Regions from separate parts of the Homo sapiens genome. Here region 1 is linked to region 2. A link is a contact called in ENCODE Hi-C data. All regions are on one chromosome and are shown on one strand. The core of a region is the stretch at or near the end of the contact, and the rest is flanking DNA. Distances in the headings are between cores, read along the strand shown.

Region 1 (3,777 bases), core at 583-3,082, 270 kb before region 2:
ATGATTGAAACACTCAAGAAAAGGAATGGGAATGAAGACACTTAGCTAAGTCTGTGGTTCTTGATGGGATGACATAGTTTTTAAAACATATTTTCTATAATTTTACACTTGGAAAACAAAAATACACTTAATATTTTTATAACATGTATTATAGAAAATATTACAAAAGAAAAAAATGAATTAGACCTCATCAAAATTAAAAGCTTTTGTGCTTCAAAGGACACTATGAAGAAAGTGAAAAAACAACCTGCAGAATGGGAGAAAATAACTTACAAATCATACATTTGATAAGAGACCCATAGCCTGAATATAGAAAGAACTCTTAGAATTCAACCAAAGGACAAATAACCCAATTGAAAAATAGGCCAGTCATCTAAATAGACATTTCAAGGAAGACATATAAATGGCGAAAAAGCACATGAAAAGATGTTTGGCATTATTAGTAATTACAGAAATGCAAATCAAAACCACAAGCTCTCTCTTCATGCCCATTAGGATGGCTAGAATCAAAAAGACAGATAACAAGTGTTCACAAGCATGTGAAAAAATCAGAGCCTGCACACATGGCTGGTGAAAATGTAAAATGGTATAGCCACCATTTGGTGGCAGACCTTGGAAAACAGCCTGGCAGTTCCTTAAATGATTAAACAGAGTTATCATATGATCCGGTAATTCCACTCCTAGGGATATACCCAAGAGGATGGAAACTATGTGTCTATGCAAAAACTTGTACAAGAATGTTCATAGAAGCATTATTTGTAATAGCCCAAAGGTGGAAACAACCCAAATATCCATCTATCGATAAATGGCTGAACAAAATGCGACATATTCATACACTGGAATATTATTTGGCCATAAAAAAGAATGAAGTACTGATACATGCTACAACATGAGCAAACTCTAAAAACATTATGCAAAGTGAAAGAAGCCAGACATAGAAGACCGCATATTGCAGGATTCCATGTATGTGAAATGTCCAGAATAGGCAAATCCGTAAAGACAGAAAGTAGAATAGTGGTTGCTTAGTGTTGGGGAGAGTGGAGGGAGGCAGGTGGAGGGGTGATAGCTAAAGGATTTGGGTTTCTATATGAGGTGATGAAAATTTTCTATAATTGTCTGTGGTGATGGTTGTGAATATTCTAAAACTCAGTGAATTGTACATTTTAAATGAGTGAATTCTATGTGAATTATATCTCAATAAAACTTGTTATTTAAGAAAATCCTCTTGACTAGTGAAGACATGCAGAAGACTCACCACATCTTAATTGGGGACATGCCTGGGCACAGGGGGAGAAAGGGACAGGGAAAGTATGAGTGGAAGGAATGAAAGACTTTATGTTTAACAATGAACAACAAAGGTTTCAAAAGGTTAAGAAACAAACAACCTCTAAGAAAAGGGCTGAGTTACAGGTAAGCTGAGTAGCATCAAGAACCCTACCGAAGACCAGATATTAAATAATATTTAAGTTTATGAAAAAGCTAAAGTTTAAAATCATTATCTTCTACATGAAGATTAAAACAAGTAAATTTACCATCAGAAAATGATTTTGAGGAACTAGCTCATGAAAAATTTAAGAACTTGTCAATGAAAAATCATGTTCAACACTAGAACACGTGAGAAAAAGAATTTTCCTTTGTGGGAACTTTAAAGAAGGAGACAAACAATTGTCTGTTTTCAATTGCTTAGTGGAAGGCAGAGATCTAGACTGGATGAGTGTTTAGGGTTCAGCTCAGTTCTACTGTCCTGCAAAAAATGAGAACAAAAAGTTTGCCATTCTGAAGAGTGGGAAAAAGTCATGAGTTGAGTGATTTGTTCATTTTTACAGCTAAATTCTGCCCAGGCTAAATATAACCCCTTATGCAAATCATAACAAAAATAAACCTGCATTTTGAGGGCCCAAGCTTAGAACATCACCTAATTTCCCCAGAGCCAAATTTTAAGCAAGGCAGGTGTGAACAAGCATAGAAGGAAAAGGAAGACCTACCCTGCCCTCTCCCTCCCTCTGCGGAAGAGACCTTGACCCAGGCCTCTTTCCCCTGCGGAGAACATGGGCATCTGCTCTCCTCCATTACTGCATGTTAGCTTTCATCCTGACATGCACTATTTTTATTCAAGAATTTATGATTAGTGAAACAACTCCACATTGAACTTGACTATCTGAATATAAAGCAGGACTGACATTTTGAACAGAACAAACAGAAAACAGTGACTACTAATTTGATCAAAGCATGAAGTCGACAGAAAAACAATTATGAAATGGGACTTCAGTGACTCAACAGGAAAAGCATTTTGCAAGATGCACTGTGACCCCACTTAGAACTGACAGAGTGGTAATACCACCTTCAATCTCCAGATGGCACCCCAACCATGGCCTGCTGGGTTTCCTTGCAAGGACTGAAAACGCCTCTGTGTCTCACTCTGAGCACAGCTAGTGCATTTTCCAAATCACTAATGAGACGTGGAGTGATGGGAGACTTTGTTTATAATCAGCATTTCCAACCTTAAAATATGAGGGCAGAAGCAGAGCTCATAATGGGGACTTAACCTTTTCCTTTCTCTAGCTTCTCCCCATCATCTTTTCCTGGATTAAAAGAAAATTTTAATGATGAAGCAACATTTATTAATTTTTAAAATAAGGAAACTCTGTGTGTTCCTTCTTTACCTCACCTCCAGCTGGTTTAACGGTTCCCTCAGCTGGGTTTATTCACATAAGACAAGCACCTAAGCCATTTTACTACCTTGGTTAACTCTTTCTTGTAACACATTTATTGAGTTACAATAAATTGTATTGTAACCCATCTAGTACTGGGTAACTAAATACAGGCCCTGCTCTTGAGAAGTTGATGGTCTAACAGAAAGCAGAGACTTCTATCAGACTGAAAATCAAAGACAACAAATCCAAGTGGTGTGATACAGACAGTTAGAGAGTGAGCACCAGAGTCAGGCAGAGTCTGGTTCAAATCCTGCCTGGGCCACTACCTGTGATGATCCTGGCAAACATCACTGCATAGAGAAAACATTAGTACCTATGCCTGCGAGGTGTGCTAAGAGAATTAAGGAATTAATTAACCCTCAGCACAGAGCCAGACACACACATAGTGCCTCCAGAATGCAGAGACAGTACACAGCAGGGCTGAGATTATGGGCTCTGGCCAGACTGATGTGACTGAATTCCTGATTCAGTCACATAGTGGTGTGACCTTGAGGACATTCACCTAACCTTTCCAGGACTTAATATTGAACCTGCCTTCTGTGAGGCGGTTTGAAGACTAACATGGTAACATGAAACTGACACATTTAGAAGAATGCCTGGCATAAGGCAGACACTGAGTGTTAGTTGGTATTATTGCACAGTGCAACCAATGCTATGCTGGCATAAGCCGACCGCACTACTACGAAATTAGCTTCCTGCTAACCAAGCTTGGTCCACCCAGGAGGGCTCCCTGAGGAGGTGACCTCTAAGGATGAACAAGACTTAGGTGAAAGTAGAGCAGAATATGAGGAGAAATTGAATATCCAGTCTCAAAATAAAACACGCAGATGTGTAGAGCAATTTTCTAAAAAGTGCATGCAGCATTTAAACAATGCCATAAAGAAGCTGGCTCAGGAGCTGCTAGGGAAAAAGCACCAGAGTGAAAAAGCTAATACTATAAGCACAAGGACTGCAATGCGAGAAGAAAGTGAGTGAAAAAGTCTCTGAAATGAAATAAGAAGACAACAGAATTCTTGTGTCCACTGGTAAAGAGGGGGTGGTGTTCTCTACGGTGGACTGTGGA
Region 2 (3,404 bases), core at 628-3,127:
AATATTTTAAGTCAAAATAATTGGAGAAACAGCATGTGGAGAAGGGGCCTCTGACCTTCCTTTGCCCCTCACCCCTGAAGCAGGTCATAAAACCCAGACGGATTTTCTGATTTTTTTTTTTTTTTTGAGACAGAACCTCACTCTGTCACCCAGGCTGGAATGCAGTGGTACAATCTCGTCTCACAGCAAGCTCCGCTTCTCAGGCTCAAGCGATCCTCCCAGTTCAGCCTCCCAAGTAGCTGGGAACACAGATGCACGCCACCACACTCGGCTCAGTTTTTGTAGTTTTGATAGAGACAGGGTTTCACCATATTGCCCAGGCTGGTCTCGAACTCCTGAGTTCAAGCAATCTGCCCGCGTCAGCCTCTCAGAGTGCTGGGATTACAGGCATGAACCACCATGCCCGGCCATTTTATGACTTTATTTTGAAGCAAATCATAAAACCCTCAGGTGAGAGGTGCCCTGCCTATACCCAGAGAAAAAGAAAATCCTTATCTCCAAAGACACAGGGACAGAAAAGAATCTGAACAGGCCTTGCTGACTTTCCCCCAGTTTGTTACCACTAGGTCACACTCTTCGTCCTGTCATATTTCTCTACGACTCTCCACTGTTCATCAAATCTGGCACAAAGATACTCAGGCTTAACCATTTCTCCAGGTCTTCCTTTCCTTATGAAGGCTCCTATGCCACATCAAACTTAGATGAAATACGTTCATATGCTTTTCTTAATCTGTCTTTTGTTATAGGGGCCTCAGTCATAAAACCAGGATGAATAGAAGGAAAGATATGCTTCCTCCCCTATACTTGCCTTCAGCAATAGTCCTTTTTAAATATTTATTTATTTAGTTAGTTAGTTAGTTAGTTAGCTAGTTATATTTTTAGAGACAGGGCCTCGCTCTGTTGCCCAGGCTGGAATGCAATGGTGTGATCACACCTCACTGCAGCTTTGACTTCCCCAGGCCCAGACAATCCTCCTGCCTCAGCCTCCTGAGTAGCTGGGACCACAGGCATGCGAATTTTTTCTACATTTTGTAGAAATGGGGTCTCACTATGTTGCCCAGGCTGGTCTTGAACTCCTGAGCATAAGCAATCCTCCCACTTTTGCCTCCCAAGGTGCTGGGATTACGAGTATGAGCCTGGCCCAGCAATAATCCTATCAAGTCGGTTTAACCAGAAACCATCTTATCCTTGACATTTCCTCTTAGTAATTTTCCATCCACTGACTCCCCCACCCTGCTCCCTGGCTATAAATCCCCACTTTGAATACTTGCGTATACAGAAAGGAGCCCAGTTCTATACTGAGGTCTCTCTCCTCCTATTGCAATTGTTACTAAATGAAATTTTCCTTCACTGCTTTCACTTCTGTCCAGCTCTGGCTTTTTTGGACACTGACACATAGACCAGTACCTGGCGTGTAGAAAATACATACTAAGTAAATGACTTGCCCAAAGTGACACAGGTACTTGGTGCTGGAACCCAGGTCTCCTAATTTCCAGCTGTGGGCTTGTTCTACAGTTTTACTTTCCCACCCAGGTATAAGAGAGAGCTTTTCAACAGGGGTTGGCAAACTCTGACCAAATCTGGTCCCTTGCCTGTTTTTTGCCTGACCTATGTGCTAAAAATGTTTTTTTCGAATGATTTTTAGAAATTAAAAGAAGAGGAAATAATGAGGCATAAAAATGACCCAAAATTCAAATTTGCATGGAAACACAAGCAATGCTTGTTCATTTATATTGTTAAAAGAAAGACCTTGGACAAATTAAATGTAACAGAGTTTAATTGAACAAACAGTAAATCGTGAATCAGGCAGCCCCCAAGCCAGAATAGGGTCAGAGACAGACTGGTACTGCCAAGTGTTTAAAGGTTTATGGACAGAAACAGGAAAGTAACAGAAGACGGAAGTGAGATACAGAAATTGCTGGACTGGTTACAGCTCAGTGTTTGCCTTATTTGAATAGAGTTTGAACAGTTGATTGCTTTTTTTTTTTTTTTTTTTTTAGAGAGAATCTCGCTTTGTTGCCCAGGCTGGAGTGCAGTGGCGTCTTCTCGGCTCACTGCAGCCTCAGCCTCCCCAGTTCAAGCAATTCTGCCTCAGCTTCCTGAGTAGCTGGGATTATAGGCATGTGCCACCACACTCAGCTAATTTTTGTATTTTTAGTAGAGATGGGGTTTCGCCGTGTTGGCCAGGCTGGTCCTGAACTCCTGACCTCAGGTGATCCTCCCACCTCGGCTCCCAAAGTCCTGGGATTACAGGCATGAGCCACTACGCCTGGTGAGTTGACTGCTTTTGAGTGGCGGAAATCAGCGATTGGCACAAGAGTAGATTACAGTCTGTTCACACATCCAGTTAGGTTACAGTTCATACAGCTCACTATGTATGGAGAAACTTTAGGCTGAACTTAAAATATGCAAGGAGGCAGCTTTAGGCTGGACTTAATTTAACAATATGCCGTCCACTGTTGTGCTGCTACAAACAACAGAGTTATGTGGCCTGCAAATCCTAAAATATTTACTACCTGACCTTTTATAGAAAAAGATTGCTAACCCCTGTTTTACGACATTCCCCTGAATCCTTAGTTTAAGCATTAGGATGCTTAGCTTAAGCATTCTACTCTTAGGAGAGGCAATCTGTGCTCAGTCAATACCAAACCCTGTGATTGACTCTACAATCAAAGCACATCAGCAGAGCATTTAACACAGACTCTCCCACACCCCCACAGTGAGATGGGACTCCACTACCTCACTCAATCCTTATACCAATAAACAAAACTATTAACTATGATTATAGAGGCCTAATATAAAAGATAATTGGGCAAACCCCGAACACAAGCAGGAACTTGATTCTTTTATCCTCTAACCTGAGTTCAATGCTGAGAATTTAGTGTTATCTTAAAAGTCAGAATGGCTTAAAAGCACAGGCATAAAAAAGCATATAGACTTTTCTTTGCATTTGTTTCTTTTTGTCCAGAGGTTCCCACCTCCAGCTGCACAATAGAATCACATGGAGAGCTTTTAAAACTTACTAATGCTTGAGCTCCACCTGCTCTCCCAAGTCCTGATTAAATGGGTCTGGGCACTGTTTAAAAGCTTCCCGGCTCTGCATGGTGGCTCACGCCTGTAATCCCAGCACCTCGGGAGGCCGAGGTGGGTGGATCACGAGGTCAAGAGATTGAGACCATCCTGGCCAACATGGTGAAACCCCGTCTCTACTAAAAAATACAAAAAATTAGCTGGGCGTGATGGCGGTCGCCTGTAGTCCCAGCTACTCGGGAGGCTGAGGCAGGAGAATAACTTGAACCCGGGAGGTGGAGCTTGCAGTGAGCCGAGATTGCGCCACTGCACTCCAGCCTGGCGACTGAGCGAGACTCCGTCTCAAAAAAAAAAAAAAAAATGCTTCCCGGGTG

What was found. A loop is a pair of places that touch in the nucleus more often than their neighbours do. Pooled maps may share reads with other maps.
Region 1: a loop to region 2 is called in a pooled map, with 3 times the contacts of the local background. The contact joins two enhancer-like sites. A Hi-C loop is called at or near these places in 7 of 168 maps with a recorded cell type or tissue (A673, Right ventricle myocardium inferior, cardiac septum and 3 more), 2 of 37 single-sample maps with no recorded cell type and 5 of 50 pooled maps.

What each region holds. Positions count from the first base shown.
Region 1 is chr12:108,662,644-108,666,420 of GRCh38, forward strand. The region is part of intron 3 of CORO1C (coronin 1C); the gene reads right to left. Among named protein-coding and RNA genes, the nearest start is that of MIR4496, 29 kb to the left of the region's middle. RefSeq lists an enhancer at 2,060-2,129. Within about 2 kb of position 1,833, at least 24 of the 41 ENCODE cell types and tissues checked have a DNase peak (open chromatin) inside an H3K27ac peak, as active enhancers do.
Region 2 is chr12:108,928,459-108,931,862 of GRCh38, forward strand. The region is part of intron 11 of SVOP (SV2 related protein); the gene reads right to left. Among named protein-coding and RNA genes, the nearest start is that of DAO, 50 kb to the left of the region's middle. Within about 2 kb of position 1,878, at least 3 of the 41 ENCODE cell types and tissues checked have a DNase peak (open chromatin) inside an H3K27ac peak, as active enhancers do.